Regions from separate parts of the Homo sapiens genome. Here region 2 is linked to region 1. Evidence: read pairs that join two places in POLR2A ChIA-PET (ENCODE). Cell type or tissue: MCF 10A. All regions are shown on one strand. Each heading gives the region's core, and the rest is flanking DNA. Links, peaks and the distances in the headings are about the cores only.

Region 1 (8,335 bases), core at 170-8,169:
TCTTTTGTCTTTTCGACACCAGTTAATGAATATGAAGCCCAAAAAGATGTGCAGATGTGGTCAAGCTCCCCAAGCAAGACTAGAACCCAGGCCAAATAGTACTACTCATATTTAGAGGTAATATATGTTTTCTAGTGGCACATTTATGCCAGAGCAGTTTTTTAATATAATGCATTTATTAGCCAACCCTTACCTAGTTATCATCAATACTTCATCAGTGTGTTGATGATAGCAAAAAAAAAAAAAAAAAAAAAAAAAGGCCAGTCTTGTTGCTTCATGGTCTTATTAAAAATTGACTTTTTTCTAAAAATCACCTTAAAACTTGACTAAAATTGTATTTGGATTTAAGATACATTATATCTACAAGAGTGGAATGCATTAATTAGATTTGCAGTCTGCTACATAAAACCAAACTTGACCAAGTTATTTTTGCTTGAAGTTGTGAATATTTTTACACTTTTAGAGCATTTCCGTGTACCTAAGTTTATATAGATTGTTCTAATATACCAGTGTATTCATTGACAGGGTGTTCTTTCTCATAGTTCTGTAGTACTTTTATAGCCTGTCATTTATGGAACAGAATGTCTTAGGTAAAAAAAATGTAGCCTTTTCTCATCATCACCATATTAAGTCTTCAATGCTGCTAATTCAGAGAAGCAAAATAGTTTGAATAACTGTTGGAAACAATTCCCGTGGATTTCAGGCAGCCTGCCATTGGCTCTGTATGCCAATGGACAGCGGCACACATCTTGGTGATAAAATGCTGCATTAGATATTTAGGATCAGAAGAAAGGGTGGAGGTGGATATTTTTAGAAACTGCTTTTAACGGTTGCTAAGTAAATATTTTTTATTGCAAAACTGGTTTGCACCGTGCTAACGTATGTAACTCCGTTAACAGCATAATGTTTTAATCTCCGTTTAGACAGTAAAACCAATTTTTTTTTGTTTTTTGTGCCAAAAGAAGTGAAACTAAATATTTGAGATAGTTTTTAAAATCATTGACCATCCTGTACCCTGCAAAATTGTGAAGCATACATTACTGAGTTTTCTATAATGGCATGCATGATTTTTTTTAGCCTATGACAAAGTGCAATTCCTATACAAACAGTAATAGGAATTGAGTTTTTAAATGCCAGGCACTGTGCTAGTCCCTGGGAATTCAGGGGTGACAATTCAAATGGACCTATATGCAACATAGGGTGTTACAGATACAGTACTCATGGGGCAGATGGAGACCAGAGAAAATAATCTATGAATTGCATCTGAAAGGATGAGTAGGGCGGGCGCGGTGCCTCACGCCTGTAGTAATCCCAGCACTTTGGGAGGCCGAGGCGGACGGATCACCTGAGGTCGGGAGTTTGAAACCAGCCTGACCAAACATGGAGAAACCCTGTCTCTACTAAAATTACAAAATTAGCTGGGCGTGGTGGCGCATGACTAATTCCAGCTACTCAAGAGGCTGAGGCAAGAGAATCTCTTGAACTCAGGAGGTGGAGGTTGCGGTGAGCCAAGATGGCACCATTGCACTCCAGCCTGGGCAACAAGAGGGAAACTCCGTCTCAAAAAAAAAAAAAAGGTTGAGTAAGGTTTCGGCAGACGGTGAAGACTCCTCGTCTTGGAGGAATGGTAGCAAAACACACCCACATGAATGATTTCAGCCAACAGAGAGCACCCATTCCTTAGCACAGAGCCAAATGAGTGGCATAGAAAGTGTCGAAGGTTCACGTGGGTTCGATAATGAGAATGCCCTCAGTCACAAACATTTTAACCAAAAGTTGAAATAATGAAGTATATAGGGTAAGAAATGTTCAATCCAGCCGTGACCCTATCCAATGACAGTTTTATTGGTCTGCAAATCCTTGCAATGCCACCAAGGAGGAGATTGAACAAAAGTGAGATCATAAATGATACTAAATGTTAGGGACAGAAGATGATAAGTAAAAACATTCAAGCAGCAAGCATAAACCCAACTTTTGGGAAATGTGGGGGGAAATAAGATGGTTTTTAGGGCAGGTAGCAGCCCTGAGAGTATAATTTTTTTTTTTTTTTTTTGAGACAAAGGCTGGATCTTGGCTCACTGCAATCTCCACCTCCGGGTTCAAGCGATTCTCGTGCCTCAGCCTCCCGAGTAGCCGGGATTCCAGGCACGCACCACCACAGCCGGCTAATTTTTTTGTATTTTTAGGGAAGACAGGGTTTTGCCGTGTTGCCCAGGCTGGTCTCAAACTCCTGTGCTCAGCCAATCCGCCCACCTTGGCCTCCCAAAGTGCTGGGATTACAGGTGTGAGCCACTGCACCCGGCCTCAATTTTCTGATCAGTGGTAGGGAGTCAGAAAACAAGTTCTTCATGCCATCACACCAAGTCTAACCCTCTAAAAAGTCTTGTTCCTCATGCTAACAGTTGCTTCAATAACAACCTCATAAATTGGTGGTAAAGACTCACTGGTTTCCATTACATATTGAAAGTTTGGATTCTAAGGCTGATAATCTGCTCATATGGGATAAATCTATCTTGCTTTTTTTTTTTTTTTTTTGAAACAGGGTCTCACTCTGTTGCCCAGTTTAGAGTGCAGTGGCATGATCATGGCTCACAGCAGCCTCAACCTCCTGGGCTCAAGCATTCCTCTGCCTCAGCCTTCCAAGTAGCTGTAGCTGGGACTACAAGTGCGCACCACCATACCCAGCTATTTATTTTTTTAGAGACGGGATCTCTCTGTTGCCTGGGCTGATCTCAAACTCCTGGGCTCAAGCCATCCTCCTGTCTCAGCCTCCCACAGTGTTGGGATTACAGGTGTGAGCCACTGCACCCAGCCTTAATGTCTTTTTAAATGCCCCTATCTGCAGTTTCTGTCCTTAAAGGAAAATGTCATATATTTATAACTGGACATCAGGAAGGAAAGCACTGTACATTAATTTTACTCTGAATGATTGCCTGTGCCTTTTTATAAAGTCACATTCAAATGTGCATTGTCACCCAGGAGAATATCAAGCCTAATAGGAGGACTTTGCTGCTTGCAAAATCTGGAGATACCTTACTCTGTGCTTTTTTGTCCCTGGATACTATGTTTGGAGTGGTGACAAGCTTAGAGAAATGAGAAGAAAATGGTGATGCATGGAAAGTAAACAGTGAAATGGTTGACTCTTGAAGCTCTGGTCTTCCTTTGGAAAAATTCCCCATTCAAGGTCACAGAGCTTTTTAGTGGCAGGGCTAGGAAAGAACCCAACTGGTACACTTTTGGCCACTGAACTGCTACTCTAGGCATGGGGCAGTGATTTTAAGTATGATTCCAGAACCAGCAGCACCAGCGTTGTCTGCGTATTTGTTAGAAATGCACATTCTTATGCCCTGCCACAGACCCACTGAATGGAACTCGGGCTGGAGTCTAGTAATCTGTGTTTTAAGAAGAAACCCTCCATCCTGGCCATCCCCAGGTGATTCTGGTGTGCAATAAAGTTTGAAGAGCCACTGGCAAACGAGAATGAGACTGAATGGGTGGCAGAATGAACTGGGAAGGGATCTGGTGCAAGACCTATTATTTGTTTCAGTATCCTCATCTATAAAGGGGGAGTAATCACCAGGCTGTCAATCTGCTGCTAGTCGTGAGTATGGAATGAAGTCAAATACCACAGGACTTGCCCCAGACAGTGGAGAGCTGAAGGCATGTCTTAGCTTATAAAAACTGCTCATTTCTTCCCAACTGTACATTTGGTGACATGGTAGCTTGAAATTAGCTGTGGTGAGAAACTGGAAAACCCTACAATCAGGGCCTGCCTCTCAACCCCAGCTGGATTAAGAGAAAATGTAAAATTAGGAGAGAAATCTGTTTTATGTATCTTAGCAGGACTTCAAAATCACATATCATGAATCTAGGAAGCCACACATTTCCCAGGTGTGGGGTAAGAAGAGAAGTGCCTAAAGCCAGACATGCAAGTTTGAGAGTTCTTATTCCAGGAGTGATAGGTGAAGTTGCAGAGCTATGTGAATTCTTCCAGCCTGAGGGTATTGATGTGGAAGTGAGGGCTGAACACAGAACTCTGAGGGATATGAAGCTAAAGAATGATTAAATACTGGAGAAGAATGGGAGTAGTCACAAAGGAGGACATCCAGAAAGTTAGTCATGTCTTATGAAGAAGTCAAGGAGAAAGCTGTATTGTTTATTAGTCATGGTACTTAATGACAAACTCTTGAATAATGGCTTTATGCAAAATGTCTTTCTCCCTAATGTGAGCCAAGTAACCTGCCTTCAATCTTCTGACAACACCATCTGGAACTTGAGGCCTTCCAGACTGACGCAGCAGAGAGGCACACCAGCAATGAACTGGCTGAGCTGGGAAGTGACACACACACATACCACTGTTACGTAGTTTATTGGCCAGAACTACTCAGCCCCCATCTATTTGCAAAGGAAGTTTAAAGATGTGGGGAAGAGGATAGGTATGTAGTTCCTTCTAATGTTCTTGCTCACAAATTGTATGTACTATTTTAGAGAAAGTTGAGTGTGTACAGAAGCAGTCTCTGGCTGTTTGTACCCTCAGGTATCTAGGCTAGATCTTCCAGGAAGGCAGAACCTCAGGCTGTAAACTCAGATGACTCTCCACTGGCTCCTTGCCTGGTTTTCAGGGCTTGTCACATAGGAAAACAAGCCATGCAGTCCCCTGTTGCTAGGAAATGCATAAACATAGCAAGAAATAACCTGCCCATCTGCTGAGGGTTTAGCATTGCAACTTTCCCATAAATGACCAACAGCTGTTTGACTTTTGGGGGGCAATATCTCTGTGTTGGTGGCATAGGAATAAGGAAGAGAAGAGAGGACCAGGCATGATGACTCACACCTGTAACCCCAGCCCTTTGGGAGGCTGAGGTGGGTGGATTGCTTGAGCTTAGGAGTTCAAAACTAGGCTGGGCAACATGACAAAACCCCATCTCTACAAAAAATACAGAAATTAGCCTGGCATGGTGGTGTGTGCCTGTAGTCCCAGCTACTCAGGAGGCTGAGATGGTAGGATCACTTGAGCCCGGGAGGTTGAGGCTGCAATGACCCATGATTGTGCCACTGCACCCCAGCCTGGGCAAAAGAGTGAGACCCCCATCTCGAAAAATAAGGAGAAGAGAGTAAGGTTTTTTTTGTTTTTTTTTTTTAAGGCAAAGGCCATATCTCCCTTTCCCCTTGTACTCATAGAGTCTAGCATAAAAAGGTGACCAGTAAAACTGCTGTTGAATATTAATGTACATCAGGATAGTATTCGCTTTCTTTCAGCAGTTTTGACCCAGATTTGTGGTCAGTTAAAACCCTACTATTGGCCAGGCATGGTGGCTCATGCCTGTAATCCCAGCACTTTGGGAGGCCAAGGCGGGTGGATTGCTTGAGGCCAGGAGTTTGAGACCAGCCTGGCCAACATGGTGAAACCTGTCTACTAAAAATACAAAAATTAGCCGGGTATGGTGGTGGGTGCCTGAAATCCCAGCTACCCAGAAGGTGGAGGGAGGCAGGAGAATCACTTGAACCTGGGAGGCAGAGGTTGCAGTGAGCCAAGATGGTGCCACTGAACTCCAGCCTGGGCAACAGAGCGGCGAGACTCCATCTCAAAAAACAAACAAACAAAAAACCCCTGCTATCTCTTATTCAAGATCTGTTGTCAGGTCACATCTATCTTGAACCTATGCAAAAAAAAAAAAATTGTTTTGTTTTACCCACATGCCAATTGTAGATTCAGAGCTTTTTATTTTATTTTATTTTTGAGATGGAGTCTTGCTCTGTCACCCAGGCTGGAATGCAGTGGTGTGATCTCAGCTCACTGCAACCTCTGCCTCCAGGGTTCAAGTGATTCTCCTTCCTCAGCCTCCCGAGTAGCTGGGATTACAGTCGCGTGCCACCATAGCCAGCTAATGTTTTTGTATTTTTAGTAGAGACAGGGTTTACTGTGTTAGCCAGGGTGGTCTCGATCTCCTGACCTCGTGATCCACCCGCCTTGGCCTCCCAAAGTGCTGGGATTACAGGCGTGAGCCACCATGCCGGGCCATAGATTCAGAGCTTTAAAGTGGCCTATTAACCAGAATAACCCCAAAAGGAATTAGCAAAAGTCCCCTTTTTCAAGAAAGCCCACTTTCTTGAAAATAGAACTGTAATCCTCATCTTAACTGTAAAAGGAATTTTATTAATACTTGGTCTAGGGCTTTTTTTTTGAGAAGGAATTTCACTCTTCTTGCCCAGGCTGGAGTGCAATGGTGTGATCTCGGCTCACCACAATCTCCGCCTCCCAGGTTCGAGTGATTCTCCTGCCTCAGCCTCCCAAGTAGCTGGGATTACAGGCATGAGCCACCACACCCAGCTAATTTTGTACTTTTAGTAGAGATGGGGCTTCACCATCTTGGTCAGGCTGGTCTCGAACTCCTGACCTCAGGTGATCTGCCTGCCTCGGCCTCCCAGAGTGCTGGGATTACAAGCATGAGCCACCGTGCCCGGCCTTTTCTCTTTTTTTTTTTTTTTTTAAGAGATGGGGTCTTACTATATTGCCCAGACTGGAGTGCAGTGGCTGTTCACAGGTGTGATCATAAAAATACACTGAAGCCTGCAACTCCTGACCTCAAGTGATCCTCTTGCCTCAGCATCCCAAGTAGCTGGGACTACAGGCACACACCACTGAACACAGTTCTTATTTTGTTTTAAAAGTATGTTTTCAAAAGCCCAGTGTTTCAGGCCTAAATCTAACAACTTCAATTATTTTTGGAGATGGGGTCTTGCTCTATCACCCATGCTGGAGTGCAGTAGCACCATCAGAGCTCCCTGCAGTCTCTAACCCCTGGCCTCAACCAATCCTGCCTCAGGTATGCAACACCATGGCTGGGTAATTTTTTCTTCTTCTTCTTCTTCTTTTTTTTTTTTTTTTTAAGATGGTCTTGCCGTGTTACCCAGGCTGGTCTTGAACTGCTGGCCTCCCAAAGCACTGGGATTCCAGGCTTGAGCCATCATGCCCAGCCCAACTTTCCTTTTTTCTCTAATTCTTGCTGACCTTCATGCAGACTTTATTATTATTATTATTATTTGAGGCAGAGTTTCACTCTTGCTGCCCAGGCTGCAGTGCAATGGTGTGATCTCGGCTCACTGCAGTCTCTGCCTCCCCGGTTCAAGCGATTCTCCTGCCTCAGCCTCCCAAGTAGCTGGGATTACAGGTGCCCGCCACCACGCCCAGCTAGTTTTTTTGTGTATTTTTAGTAGAGATGGGGGTTCGCCATGTTGGCTAGGCTGGTCTCGGACTCCTGGCCTCAGGTGATCCGCCCACCTCAGCTTCCCAAAATGCTGGGATTTCAGGCGTGAGCCACTGCTCCCTACTCATGCAGACTTTAAAACTGCAGTGTTTTCTTAGGCTTGTCTGTTGCTCAAGAACTTGCCATCTCTTCTTTTGCTTCCCAAAAGACTTTTGCTTCCCAAAAGAACATGGAAGATGACTCAAGAACTTATTTGGGTCTGTTTAACAGCTGGCTCTAGAATACAGCCCACTCTTAAGGTGGCTTGTCACTTTGGTTACACTGTGTGCTCTAGTTATTTGACATATAAACTTTCACCTCAGGCTCTTGTGCAACTTGAATTCCAAATCCATGCTTTGAAATGGCTAGCTAATTATCCCAGTTGACTCACTATGTCTACAAATGAATCTACTATCTTGCCTCTCTAAACCTGCCCTTCCTTCTATGCATGGACGAGCAGGACACCTGGGAGCCACCCTTGACTCCTCTATCAAGTCCATCTCACTGTTTCCTTGAATTTGCCCTTTACTATCGCTTACCTGAACTCTTTTTTTTGTTTGTTTGAAACAGAGTCTCATTCGCCACCCAGGCTGGAATACAGTGGCATCATCTCGGCTCACTGCAACCTCTGCCTCCCGGGTTCAAGTGATTCTCCTGCCTCAGCCTCCCGAGTAGCTGGGATTACAGGTGCCCACCACCATGCCCGGCTAATTTTTGTATTTTTAGTAGAGATGGGGTTTTGCCATGTTGCCCAGGCTGGTCTTGAACTCCTGACCTCAGGTGATCTGGTCATTTTGGCCTCCCAAAGTGCTGGGATTACAGGCGTGAGCCACTGCGCCTGGCTGCCTGAACACTTGAAGTAGCTCTTATCTAAGCTTCATTCTCCATATGATTCTTGAATGTGCCCCTTCCCACCCCCACTGCTTTCAGGATAATGACCAAATTCCGTGATCTGTTCCCTGTTTACCAAGCTATCCAAATTTATCTCTTGGCTTCTATTCCCAGCCCCAATTTCCATCCCACACAGTACGCTCCAGATACACTCGCAATTCCCAGGATTCATTGTGCCATCTTGCCTTCATATGTTT
Region 2 (8,335 bases), core at 21-8,020, 96 kb before region 1:
AACAGAAAAACATAAAATTTGTCACTTTACTTCTCTGCTTGAAACCCAGACAAGTCTATCACTGATTTCCATCACACTTCAAAAGAACCACTCCTTTCCCATGATAATTATTTTGTTTATTCTATTTGTTGTATGACTCAGAGTTTCATTCAAAATAATGGAAACTCCATGAGGGCAGGGATCATGTGTCTATTATTCATCAGTGCATTACCTAGTGTTTACTCTAGATCTAGCATTTAGTTGGTGCTCAATTAATTGAATTAATGAATGAAAGACATGGGCAAACACTGGCAGAATAAATATCAAATTGTCAATGACATTGTTGCAACTGGAGTTAGACTGATATGGTCATACACAACTCTTGGTTCTTCTTGGAAGCCACCAAAAAGTTTGAGTTCAGGTATGGAATAGCAACTCCCTTTGAATTTTATGTAAAATGAAAAATACAGGCCAGGCACAGTGGCTCACACTTGTAATCCGAGCACTTTGGAAGGCCAAGGCAGGCGGATCACTTGAGGTCAGGAGTTCGAGACCAGCCTGGCCAACATGATGAAATCCTGTCTCTACTAAAAATACAAAAAATTAGCTGGGCGTGGTGGCAGACACCTGTAATCCCAGCTACTTGGGAGGCTGAGGCAGGAGACTCGCTAGAACCCAGGAGGCGGAGGTTGCAGTGAGCCAAGATCACGCCACTGCACTCCAGCCTGGGCAACAGAGCAAGAATCCGTCTCTAAATAAATAAATAAATAATACAGTATGCACTATGTAGTGTTTTTTGCCTGGGGCTTTCTTTCAGAAAAATTATTTTGAGATCCATTCGTATGGAAGCATGTATCAATACATCGTTACTTTCCATTGCTTAGCAGAATTCTGTTATATGGATATACCACAATTTGTCTCTTCACACACTGAATAAACAACTGTTTGTTTCCCGTTTCACTATTACAATAAAGCTGGACCTAGGAGTGAAGTTTCCGGATAACATGATAAGTGTATATTTAACTTTATAAGTTAAGTGTGTATTTAACTAAGATCTTTTTGAAAGTAGTTGTACCATTTTACATTGCAACCAATGGTATATAAGAGATCCAGTTCCTCTACCTTCTGGTCAACATCTGGTAGAGCCAATCTTTTCATTTTAGCCATCCTAATAGTTATGAAGTGATATTTCACTGTGGTTTTAATGTGCATTTCCCTAATGAGTAATGATCTTGAGTATCTTTTCAAGTGGTTATTTGCCACCCATATATATTCTTTGGACAACATTTAGAAAAATTGTTTAAATAATGAAAGAGGCTCTTGCTCATTATATAACTAAATAAACAATATAGAAACATATAAAGAAGGCCGGGCATGGTGGCTCATGCCTGTAATCCTAGCACTTTGGGAGGCCAAGGCAGGCAGATCATCTGAGCTCAGGAGTTCAAGACCAGCCTGGCCAACATGGTGAAACCCTGTCTCTACTAAAAATACAAAAATTAGCCAGAAGTGGTGGCACATGCCTGTAATCCCAGCTACAATCCCAGCTACTCAGGAGGCTGAGGCAGGAGAATCACTTGAACCCAGGAGGTGGAGGTTATTGTAAGCAGAGATCATGCCATTGCACTCCAGCCTGGGCGACAGAGCGAGACTCCATCTCAAGAGAAAAAAAAAAGAAAAAGAAAAGAAACATATAAAGAACAGTTTATAGTCAAAATTAGAAAAAACATCCCAATATTTTAGAAACTACTGTGAAACAAAATAGAGCCACAGAGCCAAAAAGGGAAGGAATTTTCCAAGTCACTGTGCTTACAGAAAAGGACTTCTCTGTGTTGATAAATAAATGATTGGAAGTGAGGCGGAAAGACAGCAACAGACATCCCCTCTCCCATACGCAGACAGACATACACATTCTCTCTCTCTTTCCTGGAGGAAAAACTCCCCTTTATAAATACATGGAAAGGACAGGTGGTATGTGTCTTAACCCAAATCAAACAGCAGCTGTTTGTCCTTAGCCATATTTCCCCAGTTCTATTTGGAAGGCCTAAAAAGGTCTTCCAAAAGAGGAAGGAGACAACACAGTTTTTTTTTAAAGCAGTTATTTTTATAGATAAGTGAGTCTGCCCAGGCTCTGTCATCACAAGTTTGGATCCATAGATTTAAAGTTCTTGAGCCTTCCAGTATTAGGGAATTAAGAAAATAATAACAATTATTAGAATTATAAAATTCTCTGGGCACAGTGGCTCATGCCTGTAATCCCAGCACTTTGGGAGGCTGAGGTGGGAGGATCACTGGCATCCAGGAGTTCATGACCAGCGTGGGCAATATAGCAAGACCCCGTGTCTACAAAAAGTAAAAAATTAGCCAGGTGTGGTGGCATATGCCTGTAGTCCCAGCTACTCAGAAGGCTGAGGCAGGAGGATTGCTTGAACCTGGGCGGTTGAGGCTGCAGTGAGTTGTGACTGCATCACTGCACTCAGCCTGGGTGACAGAGGAGACCCTGTCTCTAAATAAACAAACAAATAAACAAATTCTTCAGCCTATTAATAAACAAGCAATAGGCTTTGGACAGTCAAGCTCTACAAATGCCATTTTGCTTCTGTTACAGCACATGAAAACACATTCCCTACCTCATTAGTTAAATAAAAAGCCATTTATTTGATCTAGGGCAGAATCAGCCAAGGCACTGTTTACCACAGTAATCTGCTGATCCAAGAGGGATGTGAGCCAACTGCCAGCAACTCCTATTCCCTGGCAGAAATTCAGCTGAGGCTCTATTGCTGAATAAGGGTGGGTGCTGCTCAGGTCCCAGTTTATGTCCTCTTTCCTCTCATTTAAAAACAAACTCTATAGGCCAGGCACAGTGGCTCACGCCTGTAATCCCAGCACTTTGGGAGGCCGAGGTAGGCAATTGCCTGAGCTCAGGAGTTTGCAATCAGCCTGGGCAACACGGTGAAACCCCATCTCTACTAAAATACAAAAAATTAACCGGGCATAGTGGCGTGTGCCTGTAGTCCCAGCTACTTGGGAGGCTGAGGCAGGAGAATTGCTTGAACCCGGGAGGCGGAGGTTGCAGTGAACCAAGATTGTGCCATTGCACTCCAGCCTGGGAGACAGCGAGACTTCGTCTAAAACAAACAAACAAAGAAAAAACAACAACAAAAAAACGGGGTGTTGACCCCATTTGAAAGAGGCAAGTGAAGCCCAGTAAACACTCCTTGTTACAGTATCTGGTAGTTTCTACTTTCAGCTTTTGACTTGGAGTCAAATATTGAGGGTAGTACCTTGCTGCACCCTTATTTAGGATACCATCACGAAGGTATGTGGTGTGGTCTGTAAGTCATAATAGGGCTGACTTTATTTTTTCATGTTTATAATTTTTTAAATTGTATTTTATTTCAGATACAGCCCAATTTCTTCCAGGTCATCACCCTTTCCTAATTCCCACAGCTTTGATGATTTTGTGTGTCATCACTTTTTTTTTTAATTAATTAAATTAAATTTTAAACTGTGTACATAATAGATGTACATAGTTTCAGGGTACCTGTGATACTTTAATATATTTATAAAGATCAAATCAGTGTACTTGGGATATCCATCACTTTAAATATTTGTCTTTATGCTAGAACCATTCAAATTATTCTCTTCTAGCTATTTTGAAATATACAATAGATTATTGTAAACTATAGTCACCCTATAATCGTCAGCACTTTTATTGAGCATATATTATGTCAAGCACTAGCCTTTATGTTCATTCTTAAGTCTGACAATAACCTGGAGGATGAAGCAGACACTCTCATCCCCCGTCTACACATAAAACTAGGCCTTGAAAAGGTTAAACTATGCTTCCTGGATCACACAGCTGGCTGTCTGGACGCACAGCAGGTACTCCTCCACCAGCTGCCTCCCTTCAAAGGAGCAAAGAAAGTGCTCTGAAACCACCCTGCCTGAGTAGCAGCCTGCAGGCATTCCTTACAGCAGGAATTCATGTCAAATCTCAAACTGTGCACAAGGCTTTGTGTGAACCCTTCTGCTGGGAGTGGACACAGATCTCTAAGGGGTCAGGGACCCCCAGAAGGTTAAGAACCAGTGCCTGGGCAGGCTGTCTGCTTCCCCACTGTAAGTTTCTGGCGTTCAGAAGCCGGACGTTCTGACTTCTAGTCCCAGCTTTGGCACGACTTTTCTGAGGGACCTTAGCCAAGTCACCTCACCTATGGATCACGGATTTCTGTTCTCTTTTTTCCTGGCCTTGACTGTCTATTCATAATTATATTTTGCTTGGCAAGGATTCTTTACCATTGTTTGTATTTTTCCGTTGTTATAATGTATGCATTCTTTCTAAAAGCTGTCTGAAATCCTGCACGGAAGAAGGCAGAGAGAAACAGGAACAAAGAATAATAATGTTTTTCCAGGCCGGCTAACCTCCCTGGGCCTCAGTTTCCCACCTGTAAAACGACTAGGGTAGGCCATATGGACCAGGTGGCTTACATTCTCATAAGGCTCAAGACACAAAGCTAGCTACCAAGCAAGTTGGGACCCGGGAGGTCGTCGCATCCTGCCTTTCTGTCCCACCTCCCTTTTCTGATCCTCCCAGCAGCTGTTTCCTGCACCCCTCTCCAGCCCCATCCTGCTTGACCAGGCCCCAAACGCCCAGCGGACTCACCCGCGCGCGCAAGGTGCCTGCCGGCGCTCACGCACGGAGGTCGGCCGCCCGGGCAACAGCGCAGCCGGGGCAGGAGGGGCGCGTCGCCCAGCTCCCGGCACCCGCGCCGCTCCGGGTGGCTGTGCCCACCGAGGGCGCTGGCGGGCGCGGCTATGCCCACGCAGCTGCCTGCGTGCGTGCGCCGCGAGGGGGTGGCTGGTCTCCAGCCTTTGTTAATTGTCTTTCTGGAGCCAGGTTGTTTTCTGTTCGCTGCTCCCGGAGTCAGCCCCGGCCGGCTCGGAACCGTGCCCTGGCTGGCAGCCAACCCGAAGGATTGCAGGCGGAGTTTAGCGACGTGCCGGCACCCACCCTCCCGCGGCCTCTCATTAAGCCACCTTCTCCGCGGGCTCGTCATCCAGAAAACAGGAGCCGGCATTTAGGCCACCCGGTGGGAATGCTGACCCCGGTATTACTGGATACCTTTGCTCCTGCCCGAATCACCAAACTGTAGGGCTGGGCCTCAATTTAATTCTTAGTGTTGGCTGCCGAGGAGCCCTTGGTTCTTGCCCCAGCTCTCCTGGGAGCCCTGCACAACCTTAGCCAAGTCGGCCAGTCGCTTCCATGACATGACGGTGTTGGTCCATTCTTTCACTCTACTGGGAGCAAGACACTGTTCTGGGCACAGAGAACACAACAGTTAACACGATAGACAAGGTCCTGGCCTTATTGGGCTCCTGTGCAAGACACTAAACCCACCATTGAAAGTGATAGTTGCTATGAAACGCATGTAAAGTTTCATATCGGGGCAACCAAACCTTGTTTGTAGCGTCAGGAATGGACTAGATTAGCTTTTCTCATTCTGCCACTTCTTTTATTCTTATTTTCATTTTTAGGGCTTAATTTAGGGCTTATTATTTATTATTACTGCTGGTAGTAGTCATATTGCTTACTAAGGGCCAGGCGCTATACTAAATGTTTTACTTGTACTGTCTCAATTATCTCATTCACAATTTCTCTAAGAGATAGGTATCATTATTATTATCCTCATTTTCAAGAGAGAGAAACTTAAGCTACAGAGGTGAAAATAACTTGCCCATGACACACAACTACTAAGTGACAGTGCCAGTATTCGAATTCAGACTATCTGAGGGTTCAGGCTGCTTAACCACCACTCTACACTCAGAAAAACATGAAAACCAGAAAAGTGTCTCCTCTTGAATGTGACAGATGAGGGCAACTGAAGGGGAGAGGGGTGGTATAGCTTGCAGAAGAGAAAAACCAAGGGTGCCGGGCGCGGTGGCTCACGGCTGTAATCCCAGGACTTTGGGAAGCTGAGGGGGGGGCAGATCACGAGGTCAAGAGATCGAGACCATCCTGGCCAACATAGTGAAATCCCATCTCTACCAAAAATAGAAAAATTAGCTGGGCGTGGTGGTGCACACCTGTAATCCCAGCTGCTTGGGAGGCTGAGGCAGGAGAATCACTTGAATCCTGGAGGCGGAGGTTGCAGTGAGCTGAGATCACGCCACTGAACTCCAGCCTGGTGACAGAGCGAGACTCCGTCTCGAAAAAGAAAAGAAAGAAAAAAGAAAAGCAAGGGAAGCTGAGGACTTTTCAAAAAAGTAGCCCTATGGATTAGACCTAACCTGTATGATCTTAGAGGCCACCAGGATGCAGAAAGCTGTAAGGAGATGCATTGCAATTTAAAATGTAAGGAAGAACTTTTCTAACAATTTGAGTATTTCAAAAATAACATCAGTTGGCGGGGCACGGTGGTTCACGCCTGTAATCCCTTTGGCACTTTGGGAGGCCAAGGAGGGTAGATCACTTGAGGTCAGGAGTTCGAGGCCAGCCTGGCCAACATGTTGAAACCCCGTCTCTACTAAAAATACAAAAATTAGCTGGGCATGGTGGTGGGCACCTGTAATCCCAGCTACTCAGGAGACTGAGACAGAAGAATTGCTTGAGCACTGGAGGCAGAGGTTGCAGTGAGCCAAGATTACACCACTGCACTCCAGCCTGGGCGACAGAGTGAGACTCTGTCCCAAAAATAATAATAATAATAATAATAACATCAGTTGCCTGGAGAGCATATCCTGTCACTAAAAGTAAACATTCAAGCAGAGAAGCTTATTAGGGATGCTTCAAAGAAAAGTCTGGTACAAGTTAAAAACTGATTGAGGTGATCTCTAAGGTTCTCTTCAATTTTGATATTTTGTCTATTCTAACCTACTGATAAAGAAACTAAGTGAGTCTTAGAGTGGCTAAGTGGCTTGTCCAAAGTCAGCCGGGAAGTGAAGAGCTGACCCCAAAGCTGAGACTGATTCCTAGATCAGACTTCCTGATTGTTTCCAGGTGAGGGTCTTGTGAGTGCTCAACGCCTCAGTTCACACTCCTGTAAAGTGTGTATGTGCCTGACCAGTTTTTCCTGAATGTGTGAAATCATCTGCTTTACATGTTTTACTTTGCGCTTTTTTTCAGAAGTACGTGATGGAATACTTTGCACTTGTAATGTGTGCCCATCTTCCTTGCTTGAGTATTCTGTGGTTTTAGACGTAAGTGTCAACACTCCCCGGGGCAGCTGCTGTATTATAGGATCCCAAGTATTTACTTGGCAATTTAAGGAGACCAAAATAAGCTGGATAATATTTTTCATTTGAAACTGATGTTTCTCTGATTCTATTTTAGGACTCAGTTATTTTGAGTGGCATTTCTAATGCACTGCCACTAATTCCACCATCTTTCACCCTAGTCACACAGATTTTGAAGAGCGGCAATCTACTTGTTGACTTTAGAAGGGGCATTATTTTCTCAGTCTTCTGGAGAGATGTTTGCTTTTGACTGGAAACCTCTAACAAAGGAATCCATTTGATTTCTAGAACATTTACAAAGAAATGGACATCACCTTGCCCTCGGTGACACTAATCCAAAGAAAAAAGGGTTCGCTTTCACTTCTACCTTTGACAGAGTGATCCATTTTTAAATTTTATGTATTTTGAAAAGAAAATACATGTGCCAGTTCAAAATTCAAAAGTATACTGTCAGGGTTAGCTTATTGATCTTTAGATTCCTCTTATTGCCTGCCATAATGCCTTGTGCATAGTAGGTGCTGAATAAGTGTTTGTTGAATGGGTGGATAAGTGAGTGTGAAGACATTGTAGGAGGCAAAGAGGTGGATTAGGGTGGGGCAGCAGACATTTGAGAGTCAAGAGACAACAGCCCCTTTCCTTGGTATTTCTTCTTTTGCCTGAGGTGTATGGGCCTTAAAGGGAGCCCTGACAGAACTCCTAGACCAGTTGCAAATTTGACCATGACTTTATTAAGGGATTTTTACTAAAGTAAGCAGCACTGGAGTCTTTTGGGTTGCACATTACCTAAAGACTAGTTACTAGCCAGAGTCCATGGTTGCAAGCGACAAAAGCTGATTCTGGTTAACCAAAGCAGAAAAGGAATTTCTTGGAAGAGTATTTGGGAGCTCAAAGAATCAGTAGAAAGGCTAGAGAACTGGATTAGTAATATAGACAGGCGCTGTGGGAGGCCAGGTGGCCAGATCCACAGAGGAGACCATGCCAGAGGAAAGATGTTTCTGCTGGACACTGGCAATGCCACTGGCCCTGCCATTCAGGCTCTGGTCCTGGGGACTGGATGCCATAGATCACCTAGCTGCCATTACTGTTACCGGCTACTGAATGTCACCACCACTGAAATTCACTA

Evidence for each region. Peaks named below come from ENCODE experiments on the same cell type or tissue, not always from the same donor. Only the 100,000 strongest peaks of a DNase experiment are listed, where the experiment ranks them.
Region 2: POLR2A ChIA-PET joins it to region 1 with 10 read pairs; 3 of 35 experiments call an interaction of 5 or more read pairs at or near these places.

Annotation. Positions count from the first base shown.
Region 1 is chr5:149,482,221-149,490,555 of GRCh38, reverse strand. No RefSeq gene overlaps it. Among named protein-coding and RNA genes, the nearest start is that of MIR145, 56 kb to the right of the region's middle. In MCF 10A, for the core only: no CTCF peak of the experiment used is centred there; DNase peaks (open chromatin) are centred at 1,425, 4,285, 4,615 and 7,585.
Region 2 is chr5:149,577,932-149,586,266 of GRCh38, reverse strand. It overlaps ARHGEF37 (Rho guanine nucleotide exchange factor 37), which reads right to left and starts at 4,769. Exons shown (of 13, transcript NM_001001669.3): 1 at 4,643-4,769. RefSeq lists enhancers at 2,592-2,761, 4,979-5,108 and a silencer at 4,719-4,898. In MCF 10A, for the core only: no CTCF peak of the experiment used is centred there; DNase peaks (open chromatin) are centred at 4,056 and 4,946.